Regions from separate parts of the Homo sapiens genome. Here all the other regions are linked to region 3. Evidence: chromatin contacts called from ENCODE Hi-C data. All regions are on one chromosome and are shown on one strand. The core of a region is the stretch at or near the end of the contact, and the rest is flanking DNA. Distances in the headings are between cores, read along the strand shown.

Evidence for each region. A loop is a pair of places that touch in the nucleus more often than their neighbours do. Pooled maps may share reads with other maps.
Region 1: a pooled map shows a loop between it and region 3 (5-fold over the local background). The contact joins the promoter of EFHC1 here to the promoter of BAG2 in region 3. A Hi-C loop is called at or near these places in 5 of 50 pooled maps.
Region 2: a map of gastrocnemius medialis shows a loop between it and region 3 (8-fold over the local background). The contact joins the promoter of GCLC here to the promoter of BAG2 in region 3. A Hi-C loop is called at or near these places in 1 of 168 maps with a recorded cell type or tissue (gastrocnemius medialis), 1 of 37 single-sample maps with no recorded cell type and 9 of 50 pooled maps.

Annotation. Positions count from the first base shown.
Region 1 is chr6:52,418,549-52,421,617 of GRCh38, forward strand. It overlaps EFHC1 (EF-hand domain containing 1), which reads left to right and starts at 1,794. Exons shown (of 11, transcript NM_018100.4): 1 at 1,794-1,925. The coding sequence starts at 1,863. It overlaps LOC124901331 (a long non-coding RNA gene), which reads right to left and starts at 2,433. Exons shown (of 2, transcript XR_007059611.1): 1 at 1,661-2,433. RefSeq lists an enhancer at 1,763-2,354.
Region 2 is chr6:53,543,652-53,546,755 of GRCh38, forward strand. It overlaps GCLC (glutamate-cysteine ligase catalytic subunit), which reads right to left and starts at 1,450. Exons shown (of 16, transcript NM_001498.4): 1 at 845-1,450. The coding sequence starts at 994. RefSeq lists enhancers at 134-875, 714-773 and a silencer at 994-1,423.
Region 3 is chr6:57,170,296-57,173,666 of GRCh38, forward strand. BAG2 (BAG cochaperone 2) reads left to right here and starts at 2,031. Exons shown (of 3, transcript NM_004282.4): 1 at 2,031-2,515. The coding sequence starts at 2,403. ZNF451-AS1 (ZNF451 regulatory antisense RNA 1) reads right to left here and starts at 1,918. Exons shown (of 4, transcript NR_110742.1): 1 at 1,779-1,918; 2 at 710-803. ZNF451 (zinc finger protein 451) reads left to right here. Exons shown (of 15, transcript NM_001031623.3): 15 at 1-10. RefSeq lists silencers at 2,044-2,123, 2,174-2,443 and an enhancer at 2,178-2,935.

The DNA.
Region 1 (3,069 bases), core at 544-3,043, 4.8 Mb before region 3:
AATAAGCAAGTTTTGTAAAAAGCACCAAAGGCAAAAAAACTTCATTGAAGTTTTTAAAAAATGTATTAAACTGCTGCATTAAGGTAATGTACTTACAGAAAAAGAAAAAGAGGTTTAAAAAAGGACAAGAACAGGAAACAGATGTAGTAAGGGGAGAAGAGTTAGAAAGGAAACTCTCTGGGCAGGGTATGGTAAGCAGGCATCAATAACTGCCTCAGGTGCCACTTAATGCATTCATGTCCTGGGCCTCCTGAGCGTCACACAAATTAGTGAAACCCAACAGGGGGATTTGCTCTGACAAGCAGCAATAAAAGTAAAGCTGCTGTCTGTATTGGCAGTAAACTACCTGTGACACTGAGATATGCCTTCTGTGTCTGGCTTATTACTCTATCATGTTCCTAAACTGGCTTGTCACAAACGCCTGTTACAAAAATCAGATTCCTGGCCTCCATGTCAGACCTAATGAATCCAAATCTCTCGGCACGTGGGTTTTGATTACTTTTTATTTTTAAGCTCCTCAGCAATGATGGATAGCTTTCTCCCCCCCCCCCCAAAAAAAATGTTTCAGGAATAGGATTATGTTTCTTTTAAGAAAAAATAATTTAAGCAAGTTTTGTAAAAAGCATCAAAGGCTATACCTATGATGCTGACAATATTTCACCTCACTTATCTGCTTCTTTCCCAAGACTTAGTCTTTCTCTTTGAAGGAGCTGTGTTCCTCCTAGTGGTTCTGATCTTTTTCATTGCAGCTGCAGGTACAAACGAGGGATTGAGGTGACCACCCTTCAACCTGCAGCTCTTCAGTCAACAAAAATCAAGTACCTATCAGAGTGCACCCTGCCCTGCAGCACATATTCAAGGCTTTCCCTACAAAAACAAAGGTGTTTAACCGAAGGGATTGATGGTAGAATAAAGAGAGCTGGGCGCGGTGGCTCATGCCTGTAATCCCAGCACTTTGGGAGGCGAGGTGGGCGGATCGCTTGACCCCAGGAATTCGAGACCAGCTTGGGCAACATAGTGGGACACTATCTCTACGGAAGGAGGGAAGTAGGGAAGGAAGGAAGGAAGCAAGGAGGGAAGGAGGGACGGAGGGAAGGAGGGAAGGAAGGAAGGAAAAAGAAAAGAAAGGAAAGAAAGAAAGGAAAGAAAGAAAGAGAAAGATTGATTTTAAAAAAGAGTTAAAAGGGGAAAAATACAATGTGGCAGTGGGAGAATTAAGGATGAGATGATTGCATTAGTTCATTGACCATCCCTGAGCAACAGAAACACAATCATGGGTAATCCTCGGCCCCTGCCTACAAGAAGCATGGGTCTAGTTTAGTAGCACTGCCAACTGGACCGACCATTTACACTTCTGTGTGAAATGGGGCAGAGGGGGGAGAAAAGAGTGCCTGAGCTCACAGCGTTGGCGGGGCGCAGTGAGGTCCGCCAGGACTAGGTGGAAGGAGAGAAGGAACGTCCCTCTCTGCAACTCATCTAAGGGCCTGCTCGGACCCCGGATCTCACAGCGAGAACTACCGCCTCGCTACACCCGCCTTTCCCCGCGCCACCCAACAGCTCCCACGTCTCATCCTCCGGGAGCGGGGCGGGGCGAAGCGGAAGAGGAGGGGCCGACACAACCACGCCCACTAGCCGCGCTCCAAGGCCGCGGCCCACTTACCGCGAGAACGCGGAGTCCTGCGGATGGCGCACGCGCAAACCTCCTGTGATGCCTGCGCCTCCTGGCCCCGCCTTCCGCTCGTGGGAGTTCCGGATGTTTAGCGTTACCATGGATCCTGGAGGTGCCCGCGAACACTGCTTGTCGCCTGGGCAACCGGAGAGGACGAAGCAGGACCTAGGTGGCGGCGGTGGTACCGGCTGCAATGGTGTCCAATCCCGTGCATGGCTTGCCCTTTCTTCCGGGCACGTCCTTTAAGGACTCTACGGTGAGCAGTTATCTGCCAGACTCCCACCTGTCCCCACCTTCCAGCAGCCCAGGAGGTTTCCCCGCTCAGTGCACCTCCATTCCCCTCCACTCAAGTCTGTCTTCTCTCCAAACACGTCTTCTGTCCTGACCCTGTTCTTTATTCTGGGCCGAACTTCTGCCGTTCTTCCCTAGCCATCCTCATCCCCTCTCTCCGATCCTTTGCCCTCCGCCTCATCCCTCTCTAGTTTTTTCCCACTCCATCTTGGCAGTGTGTTGGCGCCTTCATTCTCATCCCGTTAGCCGCGTTCTTTCTTACGGCCCTGCTCCTCCAAGCCCCTGCCTCTTGTCCCTTTAGATCACTGTTTCCCCCACCCTACTCCCAACCTATCTCTGGGCCCTCTCCCTAGCTCGTTCTCTCACATCATAACCTGTCTCCGTCCATCGCCGCCCTTAAAACCCCCCGCCACTATGCACCTTCAACCTCATTCCCACAGGTCCGTCATTCCCGCCCCACCTCTTCCTCTTCTGAATCCTGTACCCGGTAGTATCTCCCACTCCCAGCTCCATTTCCTGTTTTGTATGTATATCGATTCCGCTCCTCTTCTTTCCGCCAGGTCTTTTTCCTTTCTTCTTTATGCTTGCATCCAACCCCATTCTTTTTTCTCCATCTTCTACATTTTCCACAATTTAGTCCCATCCTCTCCCCATTCCTTTCTTTCTCCGTTGCGGGTTTTCCCCAAAACTTGCTCACCTTCCTCCCAAAGCATCTTTCCCTGCTTTGTAAGAGATATTCCTTTCCAGTTCCCTCAAGAATTGATTAGTTGCTGTTTATTCTTCCCCGGCCCTGTTCTTTTTATTCTAACGTTTTTGTAAAAAGATTCCTGTTTAGATTTTGTTTTGCTCCTTCCCCAACCTTGTGTTTTTATTTGCATTTTCTAGACAAAATTTTTTAAAAAGTAGCAGCAGCTTGGATTCTTTTTTTTTTTTAAACTCTTGCCACAGTTTAGCTCTTAAAATTATTTGGTTTGTTTTAATTCTGACAGGGCTACTGAAATGTATGTGCTGAAAAATCAATAATGAGATTCAGTAGACTGATCATCATAGATGAGCTAACAGTAGTTTATGTTTATATAGTTTAATACTTTAAACTCTTGCCTTCCTCT
Region 2 (3,104 bases), core at 200-2,699, 3.6 Mb before region 3:
TTTCAAAAACAGAAAGGGAAGGCACAAAAAGTTTTGGCAGATGACACTAAATCAACAGTTTTAACATTGCTGCATTCCAGATCATTCCAATAAACAATGGTTCAACCTACTGAGAATCTAGAGACATTTCATCTCTAGGCAGAACACTGGTTTGTAAAGTTTAGTTGCTGGACCTAGGCCATGGAAAGACACAAGCAAATCCTAATGTTGAAACTCTAAATGCATTCCCACTTAGAATTAAACAGGAAAGGGAAGGTTCCTCCCCCATGTAGGAAACTGAGCCGTAATTTACTGGTTTCAATTTATAGCTATGAAGTGTGTGTGTTTTGGAGGGGAGGGAAGATGAGAAGTTGGAGAGGTTTAAGGAAAAGACACCTGCATGAGGTAGGGCAGAAGTGGACATCCTGAAGACCTGATTTCTAAAAGCAGCAGGCCTACTAGGAAAACTTAAATCTCTTTCATATTGACCGCAAAAGCGAATTTTGAGCCTGTAAGGTGGATCATGGTAGTTGCCGGTCTGCAGATACACTAGGTTGAAGACTCGCAGCACCTAATGTCACTTTTTCATGCTCACGCCCTCCCAGCGCCCAATCCGTGTTTATGGAATGAAGGGGAAAACCCAAAAGAATGAATGAACAAGAAAGGAGTCTAGTCAGGAGGATGGCCCTGGACGCGGACTAGGCGAAAGCAGGGACGATGCTCCCGGGGCCGGGAGGCGCTCGAGGACCCCCGGGCGCAGTGGAGAACGCGGACCGCGATAGGGCCGGGGGCGTAGGGCAAGACAAAGGCAGCGCGGGCGGCCAGACACGGGTGCCCGGCGGGGACGGGGACCGCGGGCGCTCACCTCATCGCCCCACTTGAGAACGTCCTTGTGCCGGTCCTTGACGGCGTGGTAGATGTGCAGGAACTGGAGGATCCCGTGCCGCCGCACGTGGTCGGCATGGCGCTTGGTTTCCTCCCAGCTCAGCGGCGAGCCCTGGGACAGCAGCCCCATGGCCGCCCCCTCCTCCTCCTCCTCCTCCTCCGGGCTGACGGCGGTCGCCCGCTCCGGGCGCGAGACGGACACTCAGCCGCCCGCAGAAGGCGGCTGCCGCTCCACCCCGCGGGGGCGCTCTCGGGCCGCAGTCGGCGGAGGGAGGGTCCTGCCCGCTCCGGCTCCCCGGCGGCGGCCCCTGGCGCCCAGGTGACAGACCCTGGGTCCGACGCACCGCGCGGAGGCGAAGGCAGAAGACCGAGAGCAGGCGGGACGGCTCTCGGCCCGGCGGCCTCGCCCTCCCCGCTGCTCCTCCTCCCGCTCCGATGCGGCGGCGGCGGACCCCACGGCCGCGCTGCCGCGGCGGCTCCCGCTTCTCTTTGCCGGTCTGGTGCACTGGCTTCTTCCTACTTGTGACCAAAACCTGCGCCGCCGCGGAGCATGCCCAGTCTTTGCGTCCGCTAGCTCGCCGCTCCTGGGCGCGATCCTGCGCTCCAGGTTTTATAGACTACGGGCGAAGGCGGGGAGAGGAGGCGGTGCAGCGGCGGAGGCGTGGCCTGAAGCCCGGTGGGAACCGCGGGGGCTCAGGAGGCGTGTGCAAGGGTGATTGGGTCGCAGTTGAGGGGAGCAGCTCGCGAGAAGGGGGCGTGCGGTCGGCCTCGCTTTACGCAAACGCGACATATCAAAATGCATTTTTTTTCCTAATCAGAAGAGATAAACTTGGGATTCGGGAAGAAAGTTGATTATTTGAATCAATGACGAACTCACCATATTATGTTTTAGTTGGACAGGGCCTCACACTTAGAGTGAGAGCGGCAGAATGTGTTGAGAAAAGTATTAACATGGTAGTGAAGTGAAACAGTTCAACTCTAGGCTCCATCACTTACTGACTGTGAGACTTGGGACGAGTTCTTCCCATATCTGCATAAAATTAGATTAATTCTATCTTTTATAGATGTCGTAATTATGTGCATAGTGTACATGTGTATAGTGTTGGCCAAAAAATTGACCTGGTTATTAAGAGGAATCAATTTGTCAACATGTGTAAATCATTATTCCCTACTGTCTTGATTAACTGGTGACCTATGTTCTCTGGATGGCACGGACACCATTTATTGCAAAAAGTCTCCAGACAGACCATATGAGGAACCATCTCCAAAAGTTTATCCTCCATCTAAACCTAAAATTCATCCCTTAAGTGATCAAAATGACGTTCTTGTGAGCCTACCGTGGGGTGGGGTTGAAGATAGTGGGAACACCTAGAGTTGGCCTTATCTCGGAGGGAAAGGAGAGGAAGGAGGTACCGTGCCCCCAAGTGATTGTTTAATAAATATGTGTTGACAGAGCAATGACCTGTCAGGGGAAAAGTGAAGGCAACTAGATCATACATGTACCTACCCAGAAAGTGTGTATTTATCATACCCTCTTCCCTCGCACTACAGAGTTAACATTTAGTAAGCACTTATTAATTGCTAAATGAGTGAGTACATGATAGCAGGATTCTCTTCTCCCACAGCCTTCATATTGGATGTGCCCCTCACAGGGCTTGGGGGCATGAATACCCAAGGTCTGGCTGGGATTTCCACAATGGTGTGTGTGTGTGTCTGTGTGTCTGTGTGTGTGTGTCTGTGTGTGGTAGGGATGTTTGAAGCTCAGGAGAAGATGTTTCCATCCTCATCACACAGGTGGGATAGAAATCAAACCACATTCTAATTTTTCCACAGCCTTTTCAACAACCTCCTTTGCCCTCCCACCAACCTCACCAGATCTGTATATGGTTCTGGCACTCTGTTGTTTTTCCTGCTTGAAATTCTCCATCTGACACACTCATGTTCATCTCTTGAGTCACAGTTATTCCTCTCTGTGTTTTGGTTGCATTCGTACATTAATGATAGAGTCATTTTAAAGATAGCTCCACACTAAATAGTGAATTCCTCTGGGGCACAGATGACTTATGCCTTTTGTACCTTTAATTCTAGAAAAGTGCTTGGTATAGAGTGTGTGCTTAATAAATGTTAGCTTCTCCGTGAAAAGCAGGTAGTGGGAGAGGGGGAGAAACAGTGTTTCCCATGTAGGTAAGACATCCAAGGATCATTGGGTTATTCTCATAATGTCATCTGACATTCTCATA
Region 3 (3,371 bases), core at 781-3,280:
CATTGACAAAGATGCTTATCTTTTCATTACATCATTCACTCATTAATTCATTCAATCACAAAATATTGAGTACCCACCATGTGCCAGCAACTGTTCTAAGCACTTGGAATATACCAGTAAGCAAAACAAAGCCCTTACCCCTCTGTGGAGCACATATTGGTGGAGAGGAGGGGATTGTACAATGTTAGTAAGCAAGGCAATAAAACTGCATATCTGATGGTGATACGTGTAACGACGGAAAATAAAGAAGGGAAGGGAATAAATAGTGCAGGGACAGGGAGTTGGGGGGAGGCTTGCTATTTTTAATAGGGTTGTCAGAAAAGATCTCACTGATAGGTAAACTTGAGCAAAGACCTGAAGAAGGTGAGGGAATGAGGATGAAAATACATATCGGGAAGAGAGTTCCAGGTGGAGGAGGTTAAGGTCCAGACAGGAGCTTAGTATATTCAAGGAAAAGCAAGAAGACTAGTATGGCTGACAGGATGAGCTAGGAGAGTAATAGGAAATGAACTTACTGAGGTTTTTCTAATGACCTGGGCTTTTACTTTGAGGTAAGGAGCCAGTGAAGGTTTCTGAGAATAAATGGTATGATCTGCCTTATTTAGGATTGCTGTAGTTGCTGCACTGAGATAACATGTACATGAGAGGCAAGAGTAGAAGCAGGGAGACCAGAGAGGAAGGTATTGTAGTATTCCAGGTGCAAACTCACCAGGTAGCTTGAACCAGAATGGTGGCGGTAGAATTGGGAAGAATCTGGATATATTCTGAAGGCAAAATTGATGGGGTTTACTAATGGTGTGGATCTAGGATAAGAGAGAAAAAGAGTTCAGGATGATTCTAAAGTCACTTGATAGACTTTCAAACCACTCACAAAATGTGTTTTGTTTTCGTTTGTGTCATGATAAAGTTATTTTTAATAAGGTCAAATAATCCCCTACCCCAAGAGTTAATTAGGATTTAAAATGAGTTCAGAGGGAATTGGGATCCAGCCTTAAGGGCTTCAACTCTGTTCAAGTATTTAAATGGCTTTGATCTCTGATTAAAGGTGGTGGCTCAGCTTTAAACTATTATTATCTATCATTTTCTGTGCCCTGTACATTGTCATCCTTGCAATGAGAGGCATAGAGCTATCAGGAGAGGGGACTAAAGCCTAACTTTTTAAGTAGACTAATCTTTGTATCCTCAGCTCTATTCCGTCTTTTACCGACAGCTGGTGCCTGACCTAGAGGCCTACTGCATCTTTTTTGTTAACAGGATTTTTAAAAGTTGAGGACTTTTTAATGCCAATTATTTCACTCAGAATATTTATTTATTTATTTATTTTTTTGAGACAAGGTCTCGCTCTATCGCCCAGGCTGGAGTGCAGTGGCGAGATCTCGGCTCGCTCAACAGGAATAATTTTAATAGCAAAAATTTAAAACCCCTTCATTAAGCCAGGCGTGGTGGTTCACATCTGTAATCCCAGCACTTTGGGAGGCTGAGGTGGGAGGACCGCTTGAACCCGGGAGGTCGAGGCTGCAGTAAGTCGTGATCGCGCCACTACACTCCAACGTGGGCGACAGTTAGACCCCATCTCAAAAACAAAAGAAAATTAGAATGGTAAAAATGAAGTAAATTCACTTTGCTTCCCACATCTAGCTAGACAGGGAAAGATGGAGTAGCTTTTTCTTTTTTACTTCATAGCTTCAGTGTTGTCCGGGCTTTCATTACTCTCATCTCAGTATAAAGTGGTAACAGGAAGGTCAGGTGAGTGTGGGCTGCCTACGAGCTGTACTTACTGCCTTCTGTTTCACAAAAGGACGTTTTCTCCCCATAATGTCGTTGTTCTTGCTTTGAATTATGGGTGCTGGGAGAAACTAAACGAAGCCGTCACTGAGCAATACACCCACAGCCCGTCGACCGATAGGAACCTTCGCGTGGGGGGAGTTGGTTACTTTTAGGTTGCATGAAGAGGCGGGGCCTCGCGGGGCGGAGCTGGGGGTGGTCTGTGGGTCCGCGCGGGCTTCGGGTAGTTCCTGGGTCCGGGGAGCAGACGATCCGCTAGCCACATTAGGCGCTCGGTCTCTGCGTCCGCCCCTCCCGTGCCTCAGAGACTTGCGCTCCCCAGGCCCGAGCCCCTGTCGGCCCATCCTCGAGCCCGTGTGGCTCGCGAACCTCTAACTCCAGCCGCTGCAGCCCCCTCCCAGGCCCGGCGTCCCCGAGCCCCGCGGGCGCCGCGCCTGCCCTTCTTTGGCTACGCTGCAGCCGCGGTGTCGGCGAGTCCTCCCGGGTTGCCCCCGCGGGCGTCAGAGGGAGGGCGGGCGCCCGCGTGGTGACGGCGACGCCTGCAGCCCAAGGAGCGCTCCACTCGCTGCCGCCGGAGGGGCCGGTGACCTCTTGGCTACCCCGCGTCGGAGGCTTAGATGGCTCAGGCGAAGATCAACGCTAAAGCCAACGAGGGGCGCTTCTGCCGCTCCTCCTCCATGGCTGACCGCTCCAGCCGCCTGCTGGAGAGCCTGGACCAGCTGGAGCTCAGGTGAGCTCCGGGCGGGCGGTCTCGGGCGTTCTGCTCGCCGCGCGGGCGGTTCGCGGGCGGTTAGCGGACGGAGGCCGCGTGTGGCGGGCCGGGGCCTGGGGCACAGTGAGGCTGCGGCAACCGAAGTTGCTTGTTGAGATTTGTTGTGGATGGACGTGGTGTAGTTTTGTTTGTTTCTTGGATTATCTCCCCTAGTCCGAGAGAAAACGCATTCGATTTAAGCTAAACCTGTGAGGGCGTTATCGGTGGCCACACTTTGATTAATTTACCTAGGTGTTAGGGAGCGGAAAAAAATCAGAGGAGATAAAAGTTACAGTGAGATTCCATGCGATTAAGGACTGTGGCAGCTTGGGTCTGCAGAACTTCTAGAACCTTCTGTGTGGCCCCAAACGTTTTAACTTACTCTTCTCGTTATGCATTTTTTAAGGGAGGCAGCAGTTTACAGTGGCCCTCCACGTGAAGTTAAGTTTCCTTGCTTCAGAACAAAAATGAATAAAACAAAACCAACCCAGCAATCCATTGAGAGCAAAGATTAGACAGGAGTGAGGGGTAGGCAGTAAGTTACCGGGTGCTTCGTGCAGCAGAGACGTTGCCGCTTCTGTTTCTCCCCTAACCTCGCGGACGGGATTCAGCGGTTCCGTTCGTCTCTCGGTATTTATTGGGCACCTCCCTACATAGAAGACTAAGTGCTAGTTACTGGCCTGAAAGCATGAAAAGATAGTTTTCCCCTTTTCTTGCTTAAGAATTTATTTGGTAATACAGTAGTAGACTTGTATAGAATTTCTAAACAATTTAATGTTAATAGATTTTTGGAAAGACTTTAACGGTGTATTGAAAAGTTTTATCTACTTCCTGT